Regions from separate parts of the Mus musculus genome. Here all the other regions are linked to region 1. The links are chromatin loops, found by intact Hi-C in ENCODE. Cell type or tissue: left cerebral cortex. All regions are shown on one strand. Region 1 holds the start of Gm32834 (a long non-coding RNA gene). Region 2 overlaps Gm46414 (a long non-coding RNA gene). Region 3 holds the start of Gm46414 (a long non-coding RNA gene). Region 4 has its middle 17 kb from the start of Gm46414. Region 5 holds the start of Spin1 (spindlin 1). Region 6 has its middle 16 kb from the start of 1700048B10Rik.

Region 1 (4,000 bases):
CAAGATCATTGTAGCAACTTCCAGGTCAGGTTAGGTTACATGATACTCCATGATGATGATGATGATGATGATGATGATGATGGGAGGAGGAGCAGGAGGAGGAGGAGGAGGAAAAAGAGACTTGTAGAATTGTCCTGCCTGCCTCAGGAAGAACTTTTAGAAGCCCAGTGTGGAGCTTGGTTGGGTGTGAGAGGGGGCTCAATGGGTGCCAGGGGTCCTGAGCATGTGAGCCCCCTCTGTATCACCAGTATCTCATCCTCAGAATCACTCTGGGATTCTGGGAAATCTAGAATAGCAGATGCCTGCGAGGGGCCAGGAATCTAGGAGATTCCTCTGCCAAGAAGCTACAGGCCTCCTCTTTCCAATGTCACCAATGCTAAGCTCCCCCACCCCCCCAGTGATGGAAAAAGAAGAGGCTTACACTAAACCCACTGCTCCCAGGGGGTATCTCAGGGGTGCAGAGTCTCCCGGGAGTCACTTTCTCTTCTCAGCCCTATAGTACCATCTATAGAGGAACCCTTGGTATCCTTCAGGGATTGAAGTCCCTGTTGGGAGAAGCTCCTGCTGGTGGGTGGGCCCCACGGTGTTGGCCCATGTGTCTAGGAACCAAATGTAGGCCTGGAGCTTAAACACTGTGAGTAAATCCTCAGCGGGGACGCAGAGTCGGCTATTTTCAGCTCGCCTCACTTGGACCTCATCAGATATTTAAGAATCCAGTAACTTTAATTTAAACTAAGTGAGCATAGAGAGCGGGTGGCCATGCTGTGATCATCACCGACGGTATGCACCTGTCACCACGCCACACCCACAAAGATGTACAAGTAGGTGTGTCAACGACAGTAAAAAAATAAACGGTCAGCCCGTGCCCATCAAACACTGCCTTCACAACTGCTCGGCAGAGCACCAGAGTCTCGGAGGTGAATAGAGATGAGACGTAAGCCAGGTTAACTCATCCACGGGCCAGTGGGCAGGCCTGGTGACACGGCTCATTATTGGTGAAGTGCTTGCCATGCAAGCATGAGTGAAAACTTGAGTTCAGGACCCCCCAGCACCCAGGTAGAAAGCTAGGTTTGGTGTATGCATCTGTAATCCTAGTGCCGTGGGCAAGTAGACTGGAGGATTCCCTGGAGCTCAGTGGCCAGCCAATGTGGCTGCATGGATGTGCTTCAGGTTCAGTCACACACATGGGAATGCATGTGCATGCATTTGCATCACAGACGCACATGCTTATTCTCTTTCTTACATGCACCCACACATGCACGCACACATACACACAGACACATGCATGCACACAAGACACATGTATGCACACACAGATGCATGCACACAGACACAGACATATGTATGAACACAGACTCAGACACATGCATGCACACACACATAGGCACATGCATGCACACATGCACATAGACACATGCCTGCACACATACACATGCATACACACATGCATGCACACACAGAGACACTTAAGTTTTCAGGGTCTGATGTTTGCACTCAAGGCCTTCACAGCCAAGTATGGCCTTCTAGTCCCAGGCATTGTAAATATGCTATTTTATACTCCTGGCCCAGACTTCTTCCTTTCAAGCCACACTCAAAGTTCACGTCATTACCCTTCCCTTCCCTTTCTTCCTTTAACCTCAGTGGCCGCTGCTTCCAGGACAGTTCGAGTTCCTTCCTCTCTGAGCTCTGCTCAGTGCAGTGGCCGCAGGGTTCTTGCCCAGGCTCAGGCTGCTCTTCCTGCCCTCCCTCTGTGGTCAAACTGTAGGGCTGTCTGCCAGGTGGGCCAAAGGCCCATCCAGACCCCAAAGGAATCAGCCCAAGGAAGTCGGGTGCTTCTCACGGTGCTGCTCCAAACCTCATCCTGGAGGACCCAGAAGTCTCTCAGATACCACTTTTCCTACTGTGTTCTGGTTTTCCTCACCTCTCCTTTCTTCCCTTTCATCCTCCTCTCCTTCCTCTCCTTCCTTCCTTCCTTCCTTCCTTCTAACCCTCCCTCCCTCACTTTTCCTCATCCTGAGAAAAATCTGATTCCCTCTACAGCTGGGAATACTGGCTTACCAGCTCCCACGTGGTGGGTGAGAAGTAACGCAGTATTTCCTGGTGCCTGGAGATTTCCAAGTGGAAGCTTGCTCGTTTCTGCTGCAGTTACAGGATTCACAGATTCGCACTCTGAGGTTTCTTCTCTGGCAGCTCCAGGCCCCTAACAGCTTTCCCTGGTTTCTATCTTAGAGACTTGGCCTATGTTCCAAGCACTCCCTGCACATCAGCCCTCCACACGCGTTAGCATTTTCCACACGTGGGGTTGCTGAATGGTGATCACTTGCTCTAAAGCTCCTTCTACTTTCATCTCCTTACAGAGCCTATTTTCAACACTCTTCCCGCAGTCGGGCCTGCACGCCTTCAGGAACCCACCACCACTCTCCCAATTGTTCCCTGAAATGAACGTTCCTGGCGCGCCCTCTCGTGGACTGTTGAAGTAACCATCTGTCTCTAGGAAGCCATGGCAACCACGCATGCGCAGGGCCACCAGCCAGTCTTGGGAAATGACACTCTCCGGGAACATTACGATTACGTGGGGAAACTGGCAGGCAGGCTGCGGGACCCCCCTGAGGGTGGCACCCTCATCACCACCATCCTCTTCTTGGTCACCTGTAGCTTCATCGTCTTGGAGAACCTGATGGTTTTGATTGCCATCTGGAAAAACAATAAATTTCACAACCGCATGTACTTTTTCATCGGCAACTTGGCTCTCTGCGACCTGCTGGCCGGCATAGCATACAAGGTCAATATTCTTATGTCCGGCAGGAAGACGTTCAGTCTGTCTCCAACAGTGTGGTTCCTCAGGGAGGGCAGTATGTTCGTAGCCCTGGGCGCATCCACCTGCAGCTTACTGGCCATTGCCATTGAGCGACACCTGACCATGATCAAGATGAGGCCATATGATGCCAACAAGAAGCACCGCGTGTTCCTTCTGATTGGGATGTGCTGGCTAATTGCCTTCTCGCTGGGTGCCCTGCCAATCCTGGGCTGGAACTGCCTGGAGAACTTTCCCGACTGCTCTACCATCTTGCCCCTCTACTCCAAGAAATACATCGCCTTCCTCATCAGTATCTTCACCGCCATTCTGGTGACCATCGTCATCTTGTATGCGCGCATCTACTGCCTGGTCAAGTCCAGCAGCCGCAGGGTGGCCAACCACAACTCTGAGAGATCCATGGCCCTTCTGCGGACCGTAGTGATTGTGGTGAGTGTGTTCATTGCCTGTTGGTCCCCACTTTTTATCCTCTTCCTCATCGACGTGGCCTGCAGGGCAAAGGAGTGCTCCATCCTCTTCAAGAGTCAGTGGTTCATCATGCTGGCTGTCCTCAACTCGGCCATGAACCCTGTCATCTACACGCTGGCCAGCAAAGAGATGAGGCGCGCCTTCTTCCGGTTGGTGTGCGGCTGTCTAGTCAAGGGCAAGGGGACCCAGGCCTCACCCATGCAGCCTGCCCTCGACCCAAGCAGAAGTAAGTCAAGCTCCAGTAACAACAGCAGCCACTCTCCGAAGGTCAAGGAAGACCTGCCCCGCGTGGCTACTTCTTCCTGCATCATTGACAAAAACAGGTCGTTTCAGAACGGGGTCCTCTGCAAGTGACGGTCTCAACAGGGCAAGCTCTGCAGCCACACCTATTTATTGCATGCATCACTTCCACGTGGGGCCTTAAGAGATCTTAACTCTGGAGGTCTGCTTGCTGTGGCCAGACTGTGTGGTATCTCCTGAGGAGGAGACCCAAGGAGTCACCAACGCATTTCAGCCTGGACTTGGATGTGACTTATCTGTTGCGGGCTCCATCCTTCTGAATGTACCAAGCTGCTGACACGGTGCACTGCCTTCGGATGCCGCTACCCCTGGTCCAGGGAAGGCAGGTGGTGATGTGCTATGCACATGCACATTGGGATGATGTCTCCCTGCGTTCACACTACATTTATTTTCCATAGAATGGGTGCTCATGTGTGT
Region 2 (4,000 bases), 200 kb before region 1:
TGGTTTAACAAGATCAAACCAGTCAGTATTTCAGTATGGAGCGGGAGGGCTCATGCATGGAGGGGGAGGAATCATGCATGGAGGGGGAGGGCTCATGCATGGAGGGGGAGGAATCATGCATGGAGGGGGAGGGCTCATGCATGGAGGGGGAGGAATCATGCATGGAGGGGGAGGGCTCATGCATGGAGGGGGAGGGCTCATGCATGGAGGGGTGGGCTCATGCATGGAGGGGAGGGCTCATGCATGGAGTGGGAGGAATCATGCATGGAGTGGGAGGGCTCATGCATGGATGGGGAGGGATCATAAATAGAGGGGGAGGGCTCATGCATGGAAGGGAAGGGCTCATACGTGGATTGGGGATCATGAGTCTTCAGTTCTAACTGAGGAGTATTGACAGCTGATACCTTCTAGGGGAGGGAGAATCCATTTTCTTCAGGAGTCTGGCTCCTGCTACATTGACCACACTCCATTCAATGGTCCCATGTTTGTGAGTATACATGGGCAGCACATATGGGACTCAGTGTGCTATTGAAAAACAAAAACAAAAACAAAGCCAGACACAAGAGGACTTGAAGTTGGGAGAGGAGAGGAGAGGAGAGGAGAGGAGAGGAGAGGAGAGGAGAGGAGAGGAGAGGAGAGGAGAGGAGAGGAGAAAAGAGAGAGAGAGAGAGAGAGAGAGAGAGAGAGAGAGAGAGAGAGAGAGAATGTGTGTGTGTGTGTGTATCTGGGAGGACTTAGGAGGAGGGGGAGGAGTAAATATGATCAAAACACATGCTTGCACATATGAAATTCTAAATTTTATATTAAAATATGGTAGAGATTGATCGTTAAGTGGACGAAGTGTCTGCTGCACAGGCACATGGACCGGATTGTGAATCCCTAGCATTCCTATAAAGAGTCAGTACCATGGTGTGGGCCTATAAGCCCACACCACCTCTGGGAGTGCTCGGAGACAGAAGTCGGAGGATCGGGGCTTGCTGGCCAGCCTATCTTGCTGACTTGGTAAGCTTCAGGTTCAATGAGAAATCCTGCCTCAAAAATAATGTGGAGAGCAATTGATGAAGCCACCCTGATGTCAGCCTCTGGCCTCCGCATGCTTGTGGACACATGTATATGTGCACATGTATATGTGCACTGACCATCCCGCCATCACACACACACACACACACACACACACACACACACGAGAGAGAGAGAGAGAGAGAGAGAACTAAAGAGTTTGTCTCAAGCTTTTGAAATAATTTTGAAAGAAAGTCAAAATCAGAAGGTGCAAGAAAAGATCTTAATTGAAAAAGTCTGACAGAGCAAGGCCATGGTGGCCCTGAACAAATATTTCACCACCAGGGCTGGTAAAGGTAGAGGGGGTGTATGAGCAGTAAGGAGCAGTGGAAAAAAACACAGACTGGAAAAGACAGTTTTCATTTCCTTTAAAAAAAAAGTGTAGGGGGGGTGGGGGTGGGGGCTGGAGAGATGGCTCAGTGGTTAAGAGCATTAACTGCTCTTCCAAAGGTCCTGAGTTCAAATCCCAGCAACCACATGGTGGCTCACAACCACCCGTAATGAGATCTGACGCCCCCTTCTGGTGCATCTGAAGATAGCTACAGTGTACTTATGTATAATAATAAATACATCTTAAAAAACAAAAAGTGGGCTGGGCAGCGGTGGCTGCCTTTAATCCCAGCACTTGGGAGGCAGAGGCAGGTGGATTTCTGAGTTTGAGATCAGCCTTGTCTACAGAGTGAGTTCCAGGACAGCCAGGGCTACACAGAGAAACCCTATCTTGAAAAAACAAAAGCAAACAAAACAAAACAAAACAAAAAGTGTGTGTGTGTGTGTGTGTATTAATGCCTGTAAGTGTGGGTTACCTGTGTCAGTGTGTGTGTGTATTCATGCCTGTGAGTGTGAGTTACCTGTGTCAGTGTGTGTGTGTGTGTATTCATGCCTGTGAGTGTGGGTTACCTGTGTCAGTGTGTGTGTGTGAGTGTGTTACCTGTGTCAGTGTGTGTGTGAGTGTGTTACCTGTGTCAGTGTGTTTTGTTTGAGACAGGGAGGATTTGCTCATTCTCCGTGTTAGGTGGGCTGTGAGCTGCTGGGCATCCTCCTTGTCTCCTTTCCCATCTTTCTGTAGGCACGCTGACATCACAGACTTGAGCTACTGTGACCAGCTTTACATGGGTTCTGGGGATTTGAACTCAGGTCCTCATACTTGCATGGCAAGTGCTTTATCCTCGGAGCCATCTCCCCATCTCCCCATTTCTCTTTGCAACTATGTCACCTCTTCTTGTTCATGGCCTGGCCAATACAATGTGAACAGAAAAAAAAATTAGTTTCCATCTGGGGTTTGTTTTCAGAGGGTATTGATTTTTAACTTCCCAGAGACGATTTTCTATGCAGCAATATTTTACTCAGCGGGAAGAGTGCCAGTTTTTAAATGTTTATAGATCTGTTTCTCTGAAGGGAAAAAAAAAATCACAAGCTAGAAAGAAAAAAAGAAAGAAAAAACACACAATGCCTTACAGAGTTCCAAATGGCAATTGGGGGTTTGAATGGAAAAGATTGTTTTCTTACCAGAAAGCCACTAGAAGTCAATTTCTGAAATTATATCTGGCAATTTCTGGCTCTGTTTTGGAGACAGGACATTTTCTGAACATTCAAAACAAGTAAGAATTTGCCAAGGTCCTCTAAGCCCTTTGTAAGAGACAAGAGAGAAGGAATATTGTACAGAGGTTTCCTGGTATACACGTAAATGTACATGTTTTATAATCAGTGTGTGATGGCTTTTTTCCTATGACTTTCTGTATGTGTGTGTCTCATGGGCATGCATGTGCACGTGTGTGGAGCCCAGAGGTGGGTGATGCCTTCTTCAATTGCTCTCCACCTTATTTTTTGAGAAAGTCTTTCACTGAACTTGGAATGCTCCAATTCCGCTAGAGTAGTTGGCCAGTGGACCCCAGGGTGCCTCCTGCTTCTGCCTCCTCTGCCGCAGGCTTGCTAACACATGCCATCAGGCCCAACATTTTATGTAGCTTCTGGGAATTTAAACGCAGGTCTTCCTGCTTGTACAGCAAGCAAGCACTTTGTCGAGAGAGGCATCTCTTCAGCCCTGGAATGTTGCTTCTTCAAAAACATTATTTCAAGGGACTGGAGAGATGATTCGGTGGTTAAAAGCACTTGTTGCTCTTGCAGAGGACCAGGGTTCAAATTTTCAGCACCCATAACTCCAGTTCCAGGGGATCTGATGCCCTCTTCTGGCCTTTGCCAGCATCACATACATACATACATACATACATACATACATACATACGTACATGCAGGCAAAACACTCATATACATGAAATACATAGAAAAAAGAGAAGAGGCTGGTGTGATGGCTCAGAGATTAAAAGCACTAACTGCTCTTCCGGAGGTCATAAGTTCAAATCCCAGCAATCACATGGTAGCTCACTACCATCTGTAATGAGAAACAAATAAAAAACCTATGGGCTGGAGCGAGTGGGGCCGGCCAGGGGCTGGGAGCAAGATGGAGAAGGGAAGGAGGCGGTGGGGGGGGGCGTAGAGAAGTAAAAAAATAAATAAATCTAACACTCTCCCCCCCATACTTCCTTCTCACTTCCTGAAGGCATTGCATGTATAACTGTGTAGCCACAGTATTTATGTATTTGCATACAAGTGACTTCTTTTCACTGTTTTAAAATGGAATTATAAGATACATGACATGTCTGTCTGGCTTTACAGAACTCCCCCTCATTCATAAATATGACTTTCATACTCTTCCCCCCCCCCTCACCCACCCATTCTGATGTGTGTCTAAGAGGCTGTGGTGTGGTGATTTAAACCTCATATCGTCTTCCATTTGACAGTGGGCATTCATTTGAATCGCCATGTTTCATCGCTAGGGTGTAAGCTCTGGTGCATCCATTTTGATATGGTAGATGGAGGCAGATATAAAAATTTGGGTTTGCCGGGTGGTGGTGGTGCACGCCTTTAATCCCAGCACTTG
Region 3 (4,000 bases), 210 kb before region 1:
AGGAGGATATCATCCTGAGTGAGGTAACCCAGTCACAAAAGAACACACTTGATATGCACTCACTGATAAGTGGATATTAGCCCAGAAACTTAGAATACTCAAGATACAATTTGCAAAACACAAGAAAATCAAGAAGAGGGAAGACCAACATGTGGATACTTCATTCCTCCTTAGAATAGGGAACAAAATGCCCATGAAAGGAGTTACAGAGACAAAGTTTGGAGCTGAGACGAAAGGATGGACTATCCAGAGACTACTCCACCCGGGGATCCATCCCATAATCAGCCACCAAACCCAGACACTATTGCACATGCCAGAAAGATTATGCTGAAGGGACCCTGGTATAGTTGTCTCATGTGAGGCTGTACCAGTGCCTGGCAAATACAGAAGTGGATGCTCATAGTCATCTCTAAGATGGAACACAGGGCCCCCGATGGAGAAGCTGGAGAGAGCACCCAAGGAGTTGAAGGGGTCTGCAACCCTATAGGTGGAACAACAATATGAACTAACCAGTACCCCCAGAGCTGGTGTCTCTAGCTGCATATGTAGCAGAAGATGGCCTGGTCGGCCATCATTGGGAAGAGATGTTCCTTGGTATTGCAGACTTTGTATGCCCCAGTACAGGGGAATGCCAGGGCCAGGAAGTGGGAGTGGGTGGGTAGGGGAGCAGGGTGGGGGGAGGGTATAGGGAACTATTTGGGATAGCATTTGAAATATAAATAAAGAAAATATCTAATAAAAAAATTCCCTGAGCCATCTTACAGACACTTTTTGACAATTTCTTGACTGGGTTTTGTTGTCCAGCTTTAAGATTTCTTTTGGTGTTTCTGGTTCCCAATTGGGTTTCAAATGATCCACTGCCTTCAATAAGCCGTAGGGCTAAAGGGTAGACAGAAGTCTAGGTGCCAAGTCCCTGTTAAATACCTCCTTGGCAAATATGGTCTCCCATTCTTCAGCTTTCTTCTCATTTTCTCCATAATCTACCTTGATGCACAAAATTAAAATCTTAACCAACTCTAACTTGGGTATTTTTTCTTTTCTTGCTGATGCTTTTGGGATATTGCTGAATCTACTGGCAGGTCCCTCAACCAAATCAAGAACCCTCAAAATTCACACTTAGGTTTCATTATGAACAACGCATTATTAAAGTTGTCAGCTAGAGTTTTCGGACGTATGAGGCAATAGGTTTGAGTGCCTTGCGGTAACAAACTATGAATTCTCTCGCAGTGAATTAACACGACAGAAGCCAGATGCCATTTACCACACAGCGCAGCAAGCCCTGAGTGCTCTTCCCACATCTCACAGCTGCAGAGAAGAAGAAAAACCTGGGAGGTGTATTGAGAAATCAGCTCTCAAAATGTCTATTTTTTACTTGCTTTCCATTGGCCAGCAGCACTCAGTCACCGGGTCTTCAGCTAACTACAAGGAAAGCTGGGAAATGTAGTTTTCTTTGTGAAGGAACGTCAATAGGCGTCTGCACTGGCTCACCTGCTTGCTTTCTAGTCAGTCGCTAGCTTCGCGTGTTGAGCAGTACACAAAATAAACGAAACTATATATTTTAACTGAAGACATTAGAAAGTATCGTTCAGAAATTTTAGGGCTCATTCTTTTGCCTCCTTTATACTATGATAGATAGTTTATGCTGTAAATACAAACGGTTTTAGTATTTTAAAATTTCTGTGAGTTGCTTGTCTAGGGGTAGTAGCCTGGAGTTCCTGGACAGCTATTTGCTAATTGAGACTCTGGCGATGCCTGACCCAAGGCAGTGTCTGTGAAGTGTCTGCGACGCCCTTGAGATGGCAGCCTGCTACCGAATAAAGAATGTGAACAGAGCAGCCTTGTTCTGTGGGGCTCCCAGGATGTGTGGTCAGGGATTGGAGGATGGGTCGGGGCAAAGCAAAGGATGGAGACAGAGTGAAGATAGGCGAAGAACAGAGAAGCAAGGCAGGAGGGAAGCAAAACAAAGGAGAGGACGGGGAGAAAAGAGGAGACTCCCAAGACAGCGAGAGGGGCTTCTCCCGTATGCCTTGATCCACACACAGAAGGGAGAGCAGCGCCGAGCTGGGTCATTATTGGACATGTTGCCAGAGAGCTGGGACCAGACCTTGAGAATCTGTGTGCTCACATGTGTTCACACATGTTCTCCCGTGTGTTCACATGTCTGCACGTGCCTGCAAAGGCCTGTGACCAACCTCAGCACTGCTCCTCAGGAGCCACCACCTCGTTCTCTGAGATTACTGACCAGGGGCTCGCTGTCGTGGCTAGGCCCGCTGGCCCTCAAGCCTCTTGGATCCACTCCAAACACATGGCAACACACCCAGCTATTTTACACAGGGGGACGGGGATTGAACGCAGGCTGTCACGCTAACATGGCAAATGCTTTTCTCCTACAGATTTCCGAACTGTTCGGTGCTTCTGATTCGGTTCATCTGAAGAGAAGCACAGAGCCATAAGAAGCCTGAAAGTTTTCATCCCCAGCCGCTCCTACCTAGTGTGGCCAGCGTAGGGACCAAGATGCCAGGTTGGTAGTTAATTAGAAGTGGCCTAGCCTGGGGGGGGGGGAGGGGTAGCTTCTTGGATTTAACACAAAGCTCTGTCCTTCTAGTGATGTGACAGTTGTAAATTGGTCCCTTCTCTGTACCAATCCTCCTCTGGGGAAGGCAGGCAGGAGGCTTATATAAAAAGCATATTCAATTTTTTACAAATGAGAAACGTTCTGGAGGCTGGAGTGATGTCTCAGTCCGTAAAGGACTTGTCCTGCACGCCCGAGGACCTGCGTCTGATATCCAGAACTCATACCGAGTGTGGTAGTTTGTGCTTGTAATTTTAGGGGTGAGAGTGGCTTAGGCCACTCACTCGGTGAGTTCCAGTTCACTGAGACATTGTGACTCAGAGTGGATGCCACCTGAAGATAGTACTTAAGGTTGACTCTGGCCTCTATGTGCACTGGCGGGCACATACATGTGCACCCTCACGCACCCATGCACATAAACACACACAACTCACTGTTGGGGGTCTGGTGCTGTTGTGTATACAAATGCTAAGTTCTGAACCCCAAGACCTGATTGTCCCCAGATGAGTGAATTCTTACGTACATTGGCCTTTGTTGTGTAAAACTTGCTCCCCAATTTTAAGCTACTGGTTAAATAAAAATGCCTACAGTCAATTAATGGGGAGAATAGAGGTAGGCAGGGTTTTGAATCCGGGCTGGGGTTGCAGGTATGGACATCAAGGTGGGGAAAGAGAAGGAGAGAGAGAAGAAGAATGGAGACTGAGAAAGAGGAGGAGGCCACCATGGGGCCAGGTGGATCATGAGTGCATGGCCAAGAGAAGTGGATCCTAAAGTCAGGCTGATGGAGCAACCCGGGCAAGACTTAAACATCAAGTAACATGGGACCTATGAGTTGGATATAAGAATAGTTCAGAACCTGCCCAACCTTGGCTTACAGCTTATCAAATAAAATATCAAGGTTTGTGTGTGTGTGCCATTTATATGGGCTAGCTGCTTGAATATATAATTCAACTACAGCACACAAAAGAAATTCTGGGTGCTTAGAATATGCTACAGTTTTAAAAAAGCACAGTGGGAGAATAAGGCTTTCAGTTCATTCTTGGAGAACATCAGTCATTCTTCACTGTTTTGTAGTGCTACGGTTTGAGCCCAAGGGCTCATACATGCTAGGCAAGGTCTATACCAATGAGCTATATCCTAGCCCAAGAGAGCATGAATAGAAGTCCAATGCAATGTCTCAATCAAAAGCTTTAGTCTGTAACCTTGCAGAGGACCTAAGCTCCTTTATCTCCTTAGCTCCCATCACCCTATCTGCCCCTAAGCAGGGAGTCACCCTGACAGCTGATAAAGAGCTGACTTATCCATAGCTGTGGGCACTCTCTCCCAGGCTGCCCAAATTACAGATGAACTGTACACCCCTGCTGGCTCTTGGCTGACCTCAGAGCAGCGATGGTGCATAAATAAGACGTATGGGGAGGAAGTGACCCA
Region 4 (4,000 bases), 230 kb before region 1:
ATTTGAGTCTGGACTCTTCCTTAACCACTCTTGGACCCTAATACCACCAACCCTCCTGGGTTGTTCATTTCCACCTGCATACCATGTCACATGTGTACCAATGGACACATGTACGCATGCACGTGTGCACACGCACGCACGCATGCGAGCGTGTGCACGCACACACACACAAGTAAATAAGGTGATAATAAATTAAAAGAATAAATAAAACAAAACAAAACCTTGCCTTTGCCAAGTGGCCATTAGTGAGAGGCTCTTCTGCTTTTCACTATAGCAGAATTCTAGCTTTAAAGAAATCGCTTAAAGGAGCCAGAGTAGAAGTTCTAAGAGTGAATGTTTGTCACTTGTCATAGTGGCAAAGTCAGAGCACGTCCCTAGGTGTTCAAACTCAAGGTGTCTGGTCTTCACTCGAGGAAGGAAGTCTTTACCCTGCTATGGGGGTCTCTGAGAAAGAAGACAGTGTGCCAACAAGAGGAGACTGGGGGCTCCTCAGGGAGTAAACTGAGCAAACAGATTAAGAGGGATGTTGTTAAATGCACTGTATCTGGCACAGTCCCTGAAAGACTGACAGAGGCAGGACTGGAAGCTCCGAGCTTCCCTAGCTCAGCTGAGGACACCAAGGACACTGGGAGACCAGCCCTGTCACTTGCTGCCCCAAGCCAATGCCAATTCATCTCAACACCTGCTCACTCCCTGATTTTGGACAGAGTTTGGCTTCCTGAGAGTCACTGTAACAGGCTTCTGAGGGCCACTGTGACAGGCTGCTGCTGCTGCTGCTTCTTCTCCTCCTCCTCCTCCTCCACCTTCTCCTCCTCCTCCTCCTCCTCCTCCTCCTTCTCCTTCTCCTATGCCTGCACGCCAGAAGAGGGCGCCAGATCTCATTGTAGATGGTTGTGAGCCACCCTGTGATTGCTGGGAATTGAACTCAGGACCTCTGGGAAGAACATTCAGTGCTCTCAACCATTGAGCCATCTATCCAGTTCCCTGTGACAGGTTTCTGAGGGTCACTGTGACAGGCGTCTGAGGGCATTCTGAGCAGCGAGTGGGGAGAACGGGGGCCCAGGGCAGCACAGCCCTGTGCAACTTCTTTCCAACCAGCCCTACGATTTCACAAGAAGGGAATATGCTCACAGTACATAAGGCTCAGGTGTTCTGGGACTAAAACCCTGGAATTCTAGATCAAAGTCGTCTGTCTGTCCAGGCGTCTTTCCAGGGCCAGCAGAAGACTGCAACTGTGTCCCCAGTGCCTGTATCTGTTGTTTTGGTAGTTTAGTTCTAGATGAGAGGAATGAGTGGGGCTGGGGAGCATTTCACGGTCAGGGTCTAGGGCAAGAGGGAAGAAATCGCTTATGCCTTTGTTCTTGTGATTCTACGAAAAGGAAAAACAGTTGTGTAGGAACAGGCTCCAAGTAAATGTCCCCTAGAGCAGCAGGCACATAGATGTCCCCACTTCTTCCTCTCCTGTCCTTCAGCTAGACAAGGCCAGTGTGCTAGGACATTCTCACCTCCTTGACAGATGCAAGACAAAGAACCAGGCCTTGTGTCAGATTTTACATGAGTCTCTAGACAGCTTGAGGGAGCAGGGTCTTGGGGTTGACACTCCTGGGAGCCAAATGTTTTCCCTTGCCACTAGAAAGGGAATTTGAACCTCGTTCTCCTCCCTCCTTCCCTCCTCCCCTTTCTCTTTCCCTCCTCTCCCCCCATTTTCCCTTCCCTCCTCAGCTTCTATTCCTGCTTCCTGTTTTGCGCCCCCCCCTTTTCTTTGACAACCTATTGTGGCCCAGGATGACCTCAAACTCAACTCGATATACAGCTGAGAGTGACCTTGAACTTCTGACCCTCCGGCCTTCAGTCCCCAAGTGCTGTTCTTACAGATGTGTGCCAGCACCTCTGTTTATAACATGCTAGGGATGGAACTCAGGGTTTTGTGCAAGCTAGCTGAACACTTTACCAACTGAACCACACCCTTCAGCCCCCCTCTTGCTCTCTTATTTAAAATGCACCCGCATACTGTCAAACAAATAACCAGTCTTCTATCTCTTGGGTTGGTAGATAGGGCTCTAGTATCTCATGAGTTTGTTCCCTAAGAGGAGACTGCATTCACATGTCATAAAGTTTTGAGGGTTTTTAAGAGAACACTCTACCAGCAGGGGGCCCATCACTCCAAGCTAAAAAGAATTCCCCAGGAGGAAAAAAAAATGCAAAATGCTGGAAATACAATAAAGCCAAGAGGTCCCACAGCTGCCCAGTCTCCACAGGCACATGGCATGTGCTGAAAAGTTCTTTCAGCTTACAGGTCTCCCTGGACTCTTTTAATGACTACGTAGTACTCCACCTTGAGAGCCTCAGTTTACTCTCAGATGGTTGAGCATCGGTTGCTGTGCTTTTGAACATCAGATGCAAAATTCTTGTAATATCCTTGTTGCTAATCCCTGCTGATAGACATTTTACCTTTATCTTGTAATTTCCCTTGTGTCTATTCCCAGAAGTGGAATTAGTAGGCCAGAAGATTTTTAAAATACTTATTTTTTTCATGAATTTATTTATTTATTCACTTTATATCCCGATTGCAGCCCCCTCCCTCCTCTCTTTCTGGTCCCACCCTTACAAATCCCTTCTCCCATTACTCTCTCCCCTTCCCAGAGAAGGGAAGGCCCCCACTGGTACCACCCCACCTGGACACATCAAGTCAAAGCAGGACTAAGTGCATCCTCTCCCACTGAGGATGGACCAGACAGTCCAGCCAAGAGGAAGGGAATCTAATGGCAGGCAACAGAGCCAGAGACAGCCCCCACTCCAGCTGTTAGAGGATCCACATAAAGACCAAGCTGCATACCTGCTATGGATGTGTAGGGGGCCTATGTCCAGCCCCTGCATGCCCTTTGGTTGGTGCTTCAGCCTCTGTGAGCCCCCGTGGGTCCAGGTCAGTAGACTATGTAGGTCTTCTTGTGGTGTCTTTGACCACTCCTGCTCCCTTAATCCTTACCCCACCTCTTCCACAAGACTCCCTGAGCTCTGCCTGATGTTTGGCTATGGGTCTCTGCATCTGTTTCCATCTGCTGCTGGATGAAGCCTCCCAGGAGACAATTATGCTAGGTTCCTGTTTGTAGGTATAGCAGAGTATCGTTAATAATGTCAATAAATGACCCTCAACTGAAGAGTGGATAAAAAAAATGTGGTACATATATACAATGGAATGTTAGTCAGCTACTAAAAACAAAGACATCATGAAATTTGCAGGCAAATGGATGGAACTTGAAAATATCATCCTGAGTGAAGTTGCCCCGATCCAGAAAGACACATGGTATATACTCACTTATAAGTGGACATTAGCCATAAAGTACAGGACAACCACACTACAATCCACAGACCCAAAGAAACTAAGTAACAAGGAGGGCCCAAGGGAGGATGCTCGAATCTCACTCAGAAGGGGAAATAAAACAGAGATCGGAGGTGGATGGAGGGAGGGAACTGGGTGAGAAAGGGGGTGAGGAGAGGAACAGGGAATATTTTTATGTTTAAGGATTAATATTTTGTGTGTGTGGCATCTGTACATGAGTGCACACCTGTGTCGAGATCAAAGGTTCATGATGAGTGTTTATCTTAAACACTTCTCCATTTTATTTGTTTTTGTTTGTTTATTTTGAAACAGGGTCTGTCTACACAGCCCTGTCCATCATGGAACTCACAGAGATCCAAGTGCTTGGATTAAAGGTGTATGTCACCATGCCTGGCATTTACTTATTTAGTGTGCATGTGTTTGTGTGAGTGTGTCTGAGTGTGTGTGTTGTGTGTATGCATGTGTCTACCCAAGCCATAGCACTCATGCAGAAGACATAAGACAATGACAAGGAGTTAGTTCTCTCCTCCTGTGTGTTTCCTGTGATAAAACTCAGGTTGACACCACCCCCAGGCCCCCACCCTCCCCCGTAGCAAGCACCAACACCCCTTGAGCCATCACACCAGGCCACTTCTCTTTTTTTTTTTTTTTTTTTTTTTT
Region 5 (4,000 bases), 320 kb before region 1:
GTATTGGGGAGGCTTACACAGGAAGACCTTAAATTACAGGCCTGCGTGGGCTTACCCAGCTAGATAGTGAGGCCCTGGTTCAAGCAAAACAACCCAATACTCTTTTCCCCAAGTTACCAGGTCCCAAAATGTCAGTAAGTGCTAGGCAGATGTGAAGGCCATTTTTGTCAACTTGACATCAGGAATCAAAACTCCAAAATGGATGGGCCCACCAGTGATGGATTTCTGCTTAATTAAACCATTTGATATGGATCTTTGAGGTAAAAAAAATATACCTTTAATCCAGACCTTTTGAGGTGGGAAGAGACACGGTTAATGTGGATCTTCTGAGGTAGGAAGACATACCTTTAATCTGGGGCACACTTGTTGGCAGCTTATTTAAAGGACACGGAATAAGGAAGTTTTTGCTCTTTGCTGTCTCACTAGCAAGTCCATTCCTTCACTCACATTATAGCCTGCTTGAGATTCCAGCGTATGCTGAAGACCAGATGAGACATTCAGCTTTCAGTACTGAACAACTACTGAATTCCTGGACCTTCTGTGGGTAGACAGCCATTGCTGGACTAACTTGATCAAAGCCTGTGAGGTATTCTAATACATACTCTTTCCATATGTATATATTCATTTTGTAAGTTCTGTTCCTCTAGAGAACAGAAAAAAAAAAACAAACCAAAAAAAACCAGGCGTGTCACCAAGGAAACGGAAGTGTTCCATACTGTCACTCCAGCCTCCTTCCCTATCACACCCTTCCTTGTTCCTGTCAGCCTCCACGATCAAACATTAAACACAACAAAAGCTAATCTTCTCTCAGTGATCTCCAGGCTGGCTGCATCTCTACTGAAATTAGCCCTCTCTTCGGTCTGTGACTACGTTGCTCCTGCCAAGAATGTCATCTGAGACAAGCATTTTAATTTGAGCAGGCACATATCAATCTTATTTTGAAAAAAAAAAAAAAAGTGCCAATGGAATCCCAAAGAGCACAGCGAACTAAGAGCCGTGCTGCAGGTTTGGAGTGCGCAAAGGGCTTTCCAATAACGTCTTGTAATTCGACCTGGCAACACTCTGGCAGGAGGCTTATTACAATGCGGCAGTGCTACAGCACTCGAGGAACCAGGTCGGTGACCGCCTGGATCCAGACACTGGGTTAAAGGAGGGAAGGAGACCCAGACGAAGCTTCAGGTCCCGTATTTCACTTCCCCTCAAACCAAACCATCCCGGACGTTTTCTTTTTCTCTCTTTCCTTGCCCACAGCCAAACAGATCCTCAATAGGCGATCTTAACTGGAACCAGAGTCGCACGGATTCTCGTGCGATCGTGGGAAGTCTTGGCTTGCAGCCTCGCGAGGAGCCCGGGGTGACTTCTAGAGCAGCGGCTGCAGCTAGGCCAAGGCTAGGTGTTTGCAGCAGCCACCCTCAGCAGGTGTTCGCAGGAGGCCCTGAGCTTTGCAAGCTGAGCCTAGTTCCTCAGCCACTGCGCAGTGCGGCGTACAGCAAGGCGGTGTGTCTTCAAGGGAGCATGGGGGAGCCTATCCATATTTTTAAAGGGCTCGCGTCCTGCAGTCCAAAGCTGCTGCTCCGCAGGAAAGTGCACCTGCGCGGCGCACGGTCATGTGACCTAGCCTCCTGCATCTCCGCAGCTAGCCAGGCAGCTACCCGAGACAGCAGACGTAAGGTCCCAGGACAAAGAGTCAGGATAGCTCCTGGAAGCCGTCCTCCCGTGCAAGAGTAAATACCAACGCCCGCTACTCTCCGTTCGTCTTCCCGACCCTGCTCCGCTTGTAAGAGAGGCCGGCTCTACGCCAGGCCCGCGGCTCCCCAGCGTGTACCTCGCCGCTCCGGGTGCGCGCCCCACCCTCCAGGTGAGCAGCGCCAGGCCCCGCCCCCGCCGCCAGGGCCCGCCTCCCACCCGCGCCTGCGCAGTGCGTCCGGCGGCGCCGGGCGCCGGGGCGGCGCGGCCGTCGCAGTTCGGCGGGCGCAGTGCGCGTGCGCCGTGGCGGCCGGGGGGCGGGCGGCGGCCGCGGCGAGGAGCGGGGGTGGGGAGGCGCCGTCTGGCTCGGGCTGGGCCGGCGGGGAGCACGAGCGAACCACGGCGGCCCCGTGGGCAGCCTCGGTGGCCGACAGGTGAGACGCGCGTGGGGCTGGCTGCAGGGCCGTGAGGGGGGAAGCGAGTGGGCCTCTCACGGCGCGCGGACCCAGGTGAGCATAGCCCGCGGGGCCCCGGGCGCATTGTCCGCGGGCGGCGCCCCTCAGCGCCCCCTGCCGGCCGGGCTCGGTGGGGCCGGGGCGCGGCGGGCTGGGGCCGGGGCGTGCGCGAGTTCCTTTGTTCGTCGCCCCCGCCCGGTCCCCGCCGCCCCCGCCAACATGGCGCTCGCGGGGTCCCTGCCCCAGCCCCGCGGCCGCTTCCCGCGCGCTTTGTTCCGTGCCGGGCGGGGGGCGGGGGCGGGGGCATTGCGTAACCGGGCGGGGGAGGGGCGTGGCGGGACCCCCGCGACGGGTCATCCCGGTGACGCCCTGCCTGGGGGGCTCGGGGCGCGGGCCTGCGTGACCTTGGGTTTGCCTCCCCGAATGCGCCCGATAGATGTGCGGTGCGGATACTGCGCAGCGCCGGGGGTCGCGGTCCCTGGCGGCTTCCTGCACGGATGGTGCGTTCTGGGCCTTTCCGGGAGGCGGGGGGTGTCGGGTTGAGAAATGGCTTCAGTCATCCACGACGTTGCCTGCGCATCTCAAAGTTTGTTTACGCAATTGTTTTTATATTGATTTGGTTTCGATGGTCTATGAATTGGGTTTCGGGTTTTGTAAGGATTTTTCTCTCTGTGTGTGTGTGTGTGTGTGCGCGCGCGCGTGCAGTCTTACTTCTGGTTTAAAGGCTTGTTTATTTATCGTGTACATCCAAAAGCAATACAAGATTCGTTCAAGTGTTGTAAAGGATTTTAGTGTGACTAGCGAGAAAGATGGTATCCGTATCGAAATGCGAATGCCTCACTAACTTTCCTTGGAATTTTCTGGAAGAAGCTGCAGCCTGAAAGGATTGATGGAGAGTAATTGCCTTCTGCATAGCTTTTGTTAGAGAGTGAAAATGAAACCGGATCTTAGACGTTTTTTTACCTATACATCCTGAGCGCACTTCTGAGGTGGTGAAATTTTGGAAAGATAGAAGAGGCACATCTTTAGCCTTTTTAACCCCTTCAGTATTAGTTAATGGGTGAACACGATTTACAGGATGTCCGTTATCAGATTTGGTAATTGTGTATTAACGTAGCCTGCTATGTTTATAAAAACGTGTAGTGTTTCTCTCAATAAGTAAAACGAAATTAGCTTTAAAATCCTACTTTGACATGCCTAAGAAATGGATCAAGCAAAAGGCTTTCAGTCTAAGTGAATTTGTATGAGGTCTCCTGTACTCTAGACTGGCCTTGCGCCACTCTCCTTTTTCCGCCTGGAGTACAATCGAGTGAGGGGCTGTCTTTTTATACTTAGGATTTTTGAAATATATGTGTGTGGATGTTTTGTCTGCATATTTGTCTGTGTACCACATGTGTGTCTGGTGCTCAAGGAGTCCAGAAGAGGGCTCTGAACTCCCGGGACTGGAGTTAGACAATGGGAGTGCTGGGAATCAAACACGGGTCCTTTGGAAGAACAGCCAGTGAGTGCTCTTAACCGCTGAGCCATGCTTAAGGTTTTTTAAAAATAGATTTTCACTATGGAATTTCTCTAGTCAAGCCCACTTTAGTGTTCAAAGGAGGTGCTTTAAGCCTTTCTGGGATAGCTAAGCTCTGATGCTGCCCATCTCTTACATAGGATAGGGTGGTCACCCTTCACCAGGCCTAGTAACAGGATTGTAACCCTAGTTGTTGAGGAGGGTTGGAAGTTTAAGGACAGCTTGTATAATTTAAGGTCCTGTTTCAAAAAGTCAGAAGTCTGTGGTAGAGCAGTTGTCCTGCACATACATGTTGGACTCCAGGTTTTGCCTCCTAGTACAACAAACTACCTACCATGTAAAC
Region 6 (4,000 bases), 470 kb before region 1:
GCAGGAATGGAAACCCTGACTAAGACAGTACTGGAACTCACGAATAGCCTCTCATAGGCTCTCTTCATGGTGCCAAGCCTCAACTCCTTTGCATGACCCCTTCAGTCCTGGGACATCAATTGCAACTGAGGCTGCACTTTCACTAGTGGCCTTCCATGGCCTCTCACAGCACAGAACCTCAGCTGCTCTTCATGACTACTTCATGTCTTCAAAACCAGTATCACCTGGGTGACTCTTACACATTTCCAAGTCCAGCTGTAGCACGAGGTACAACCTTGGCTATCTCTGGAACACAGCCTCTTTGTGCTCTCAGGAAACATTTCCCAGAATATTTGATGCTGGTCTCTTCTTAATCACCACTAACTTCTTAGTTCCAGCTAACCAGCACCAATAATCTCAGTAATGCAAAGGTTTCGCTTTAGTAGTTCTGGTATCTTGTTAATCACAGCTGATTCTTCAGCCCCAGCTAGCCAAAACCACAGAATCTTCACAATCAAAATAGCAACGGCCCTGATAAGAGTCTTAATCTTCCCTCTGAAATTTCACAAGCCAGGTCTCCATCATTTGCACTTCTCTCAACATTATCTTCCAAGCTCCTACACAACATCCCACAGAGCTCTTAACATTCCAATGGCTCTTCTAGTTCAAAGTTCCAAAGTCCTTCCACAGTTCTCCCAAAACATGGTCAGGTTATCACAGGAATACCCCACTATGCTGGTAGCAGTTTGTCTTAGTCAGGGTTTGTATTCCTACACAAAACATCATGACCAGGAAGCAAATTGAAGAGGAAAAGTTTTATTCAGCTCACACTTCCACACTGCTGTTCATCACCAAAGGAAGTCAGGACACGAACTCACACAGGGCAGGAACCTGGAGGCAGGAGCTGATGCAGAGGCCATGGAGGGTGCTGCTTACTGGCTTGCTTCCCTTGACTTACTCAGCTTGCTTTCTCATAGAACCCAGGACTACCAGCCCAGGGGGCCCTTCCCAACCCCCACCCCCACCCCCACCCCCCACCCCCGACCTCCCACCCACCTTGATCACCAATTGAGAAAATGCCTTGCAGCTGGATCTCATGGAGGCATTTCCTCAAGGGAGGCTTCGTTCTCTGTGATAAGTTCAGCTTGTGTCAGGTTGACACACAACCAGCCAGTAGACAGAGTCTGTATTCTCTTCCTCTGCTTATGTTGCCAGATCAGTCTGTCTGTCTATCTATCTACCTTTTAGCTACTATCCATGATCAAGCATTTATTTATCTTATATCACTGATAATCTACTTAATCTATTCTTATCCTCTGTCTATCACATATATACCTGTCTCTTATCTATCAAATATCTGTCTATATTGTCTATCAATCATCTATCTTTCTACATACAGGGGTTTTTGTTTCATTTTTTTAGACAGGGACTCATTATATAGTTCAAGAAAGCCTATAACTTGCTTTGAATCCCCTCTGGCCTTCAACTCCTACCCTCCTACCTAAGCCTCCTGGGTGTTGGAATTACAGGTAGGAGACACCATTTCTGGCTAGTTTAAGAGACTGGCCTTAAACTCCTGTGTTCAATTAATCCTCCTGCTTCAGAATTCTGAGTAACTGAGAATATGGCGTGCACCATTCTGTCTGGCACTTTCATCCTGCTCAATTTTCCTGGATAACTCCCTGAGGTCACCTAGTGTGCATTCTATTAGATTAGAAGGAAACAGATGATTTCTGGATTTGGAGCAGAGGGTGACCTTAAGATCCTTGATCCTCCTCCTTCACTGTACATTTTAGTGTTTCTGTGCCAAGTGCTCCACCAACAGTTGCTGTAGTGAGAGAGTAACTTCCCTTTCTGATTTCACCTCAGGCCAGGAGTGGATCAAGCAATGGGGAAGACTGCAATATTAGAAGCTGACAGCAGGTGGCACTGTAGGAAAAGGATAAGCATTTTAGAGACAAAACTGTAGTGTGACACATCTGGTGATATGGGTGTGGAACAGCAAGCACCTCTTACACATCCTCAGGTGTTTCTCCCAGGGATGCTTCAGCTCAGACCGGCACTCGCTGTGAGACCCCTTCATCCCCTCTCCTGACATTCACACGTTCCTCATAACCTGGAAGAAAGTTTAGTGAAAAAAGCTTTGATGCTGGTGACCAGGAAAGCAAAGCCATTCTGTTGCTGGTGTTCCCATCACAGGCTCGAGACACACATCAATGGTGCTCTGCAAAGTCTCTGTGGTTGTGAACATGGGGGTCACACACTGTGCTACGACAACACAAACACCTTAGATACTGTCTTCATGGAAGTGTCCATGCAGTCTCTAGGACTGATAATGGTTGCTTCTCTTGGGGGTTAAATTGAAAGACTGTGTTGGGGCTCTCTTTTTTGTGACGCCTCCTAGGCCATCAGCTGTGTCAAGATGAAGCTAAACATCTCCTTCCCTGCCACTGGCTGTCAGAAATGCATTGAAGTGGATGACGAACGCAAGCTTTACACGTTCTATGAGAAGCGCATGGATACAGAAATTGCTGCTGCTGCTGCTCTTGGTGAAGAGCGAAAGGGTTGTGTGGTCCGGATCAGCAGTGGGAATGACAAGCAAGGTTTTCCCATGAAGCAAGGTGTTCTGACCCATGGCAGAGTGCGCCTGCTGTTGAATAGGGGGCATTCCTGTTACAGACTAAGGAGAACTGGAGAGAGGAAGCGCAAGTCTGTTCGCAGATGCATTGTGGACGCTAATCTCAGTGTTCTCAACTTGGTCATTGTAAAGAAAGGAGAGAAGGATATTCCTGGACTGACAGATACTACTGTGCCTTGTCGGTTGGGACTTAAAAGAACTAGTAGAATCCGAAAGCTTTTTAATCTCTCCAAAAAGATGATGTCCGCCAGTATGTTGTCAGGAAGCCCTTAAACAAAGAAGGTAAGAAGCCCAGGACCAAAGCACCCAAGATTCAATCAATGTCTTGTTACTCTACGGGTCCTGCAACACAAACGCTGACATATTTCTCTGAAGAAACAACGCAAAGAAAAACAAGGAGGAGGCTGCAGATTACGCTAAACTTTTGGCCAAGAGAATGGAGGAAGCCAAAGAAAAGCGCCAGGAACAGATTGCCAAGAGACGTAGGCTGTTCTCCCTAAGAGCCTCTATTTCTAAGTCTGAGTCCAGTCAAAAATGAGTCTTTAAGAGGAACAAATAAATAATGACCTTGAAAAAAAAAGGACTGTGTTTGGGATGTGACCCCTACTTTTTGCAAAGCCAGTGTTTTACAGTATCTGAAAAGAATGTTGTGTGCTCCATCCAAGTGGAGAATGGGGGGGGGGGTACTGCTAAAATATTCTTGGTGGGGTTTTCTTTATTTTTTTTCTTTATTCTTATTAAAGGGATAGGACATCAAGTGAACTAGAATGAGAAACAAAGATGTGGTGACAGTTTGTATATGCTTGGCCCAGTGAGCAGCACTATTCGAAGGTGTGGCCTTGTTGGTATGTCACTGTGGGTGTGGGTTTTAAGACCCTCTTCCTACTTGCCTGGAAGCTAGTCTTCTCCAAGCTGCCTTTGAAGCAAGAGGTGGGACTCTCTGCTCCTCCAACCCTACGTCTCCAATCAAACAACTAGGTATGTAGCCCAGTTGATGGAGAGCTTTCCCAGCATGCACAGAGCCCCAATACCATCCCTGGCACTGCATACCGTGGAGCTGAAAGAGGAGCTCACTCATGCAAAATGAGATCATTCCTATTTCAATCTCTGTTAAGCAGATACTCTGGTCGATGAAGTTTCTGTCTCTACTGGGCTGTGCACATCTCACGGTAGCTCTTGGGGAGATGCCGGACTGAGTTCCTCTTAATCACTGGTCACATTTTTCATCCATCCTTCACTAGATATCCATGAATCGTATCCAAACCATGAGGCAGCCCAAAGGCTCCTGTATTGAATCTGGTTCCTGGTCTCCAGATGGTGGTGCAATTGAGAAACAGTTGGATCGTGGTGGTCTAACCACTCAATGCTCCATCAAAGATCCTT

Evidence for each region. Hi-C counts contacts between places; a loop is a spot of excess contacts. Peaks named below come from ENCODE experiments on the same cell type or tissue, not always from the same donor. Only the 100,000 strongest peaks of a DNase experiment are listed, where the experiment ranks them.
Region 2: a loop joins it to region 1, with 5 times the contacts of the local background. A loop is called at or near these places in 15 of 42 quality-filtered maps.
Region 3: a loop joins it to region 1, with 8 times the contacts of the local background. A loop is called at or near these places in 24 of 42 quality-filtered maps.
Region 4: it touches region 1 in a loop (4-fold over the local background); 35 of 42 quality-filtered maps call a loop at or near these places.
Region 5: a loop joins it to region 1, with 4 times the contacts of the local background. A loop is called at or near these places in 28 of 42 quality-filtered maps.
Region 6: a loop joins it to region 1, with 7 times the contacts of the local background. A loop is called at or near these places in 41 of 42 quality-filtered maps.

What each region holds. Positions count from the first base shown.
Region 1 is chr13:51,416,285-51,420,284 of GRCm38, forward strand. It overlaps S1pr3 (sphingosine-1-phosphate receptor 3), which reads left to right. Exons shown (of 2, transcript NM_010101.4): 2 at 2,358-4,000. The coding sequence starts at 2,501. The coding sequence ends at 3,637. It overlaps Gm32834 (a long non-coding RNA gene), which reads right to left and starts at 2,402. Exons shown (of 3, transcript XR_873398.1): 1 at 2,059-2,402. In left cerebral cortex, a CTCF peak has its summit at 2,468 (motif pointing left); DNase peaks (open chromatin) are centred at 638, 1,031, 1,741, 2,438 and 2 more places; H3K4me3 peaks cover 1,621 bases; H3K27ac peaks cover 1,954 bases.
Region 2 is chr13:51,212,489-51,216,488 of GRCm38, forward strand. The region is part of intron 1 of Gm46414 (a long non-coding RNA gene); the gene reads left to right. Among named protein-coding and RNA genes, the nearest start is that of Gm46414, 5.8 kb to the left of the region's middle. In left cerebral cortex, CTCF peaks have their summits at 1,599 (motif pointing left) and 3,244 (motif pointing left); no DNase peak of the experiment used is centred here.
Region 3 is chr13:51,206,766-51,210,765 of GRCm38, forward strand. Gm46414 (a long non-coding RNA gene) reads left to right here and starts at 1,876. Exons shown (of 5, transcript XR_001780947.2): 1 at 1,876-2,521. In left cerebral cortex, a CTCF peak has its summit at 1,782; DNase peaks (open chromatin) are centred at 1,374 and 1,822; H3K4me3 peaks cover 544 bases; H3K27ac peaks cover 1,322 bases.
Region 4 is chr13:51,189,790-51,193,789 of GRCm38, forward strand. No RefSeq gene overlaps it. Among named protein-coding and RNA genes, the nearest start is that of Gm46414, 17 kb to the right of the region's middle. In left cerebral cortex, a CTCF peak has its summit at 2,162 (motif pointing right); a DNase peak (open chromatin) is centred at 2,154.
Region 5 is chr13:51,098,871-51,102,870 of GRCm38, forward strand. It overlaps Spin1 (spindlin 1), which reads left to right and starts at 2,010. Exons shown (of 6, transcript NM_146043.4): 1 at 2,010-2,120. It overlaps 9430083A17Rik (RIKEN cDNA 9430083A17 gene), which reads right to left and starts at 1,857. Exons shown (of 1, transcript NR_029463.1): 1 at 1-1,857. In left cerebral cortex, a CTCF peak has its summit at 2,255 (motif pointing left); DNase peaks (open chromatin) are centred at 503, 755, 1,601, 1,826 and 1 more place; H3K4me3 peaks cover 3,124 bases; H3K27ac peaks cover 2,277 bases.
Region 6 is chr13:50,947,821-50,951,820 of GRCm38, forward strand. It overlaps the pseudogene Gm8779. Among named protein-coding and RNA genes, the nearest start is that of 1700048B10Rik, 16 kb to the left of the region's middle. In left cerebral cortex, CTCF peaks have their summits at 1,890 (motif pointing right) and 3,943; DNase peaks (open chromatin) are centred at 1,904, 3,034 and 3,890.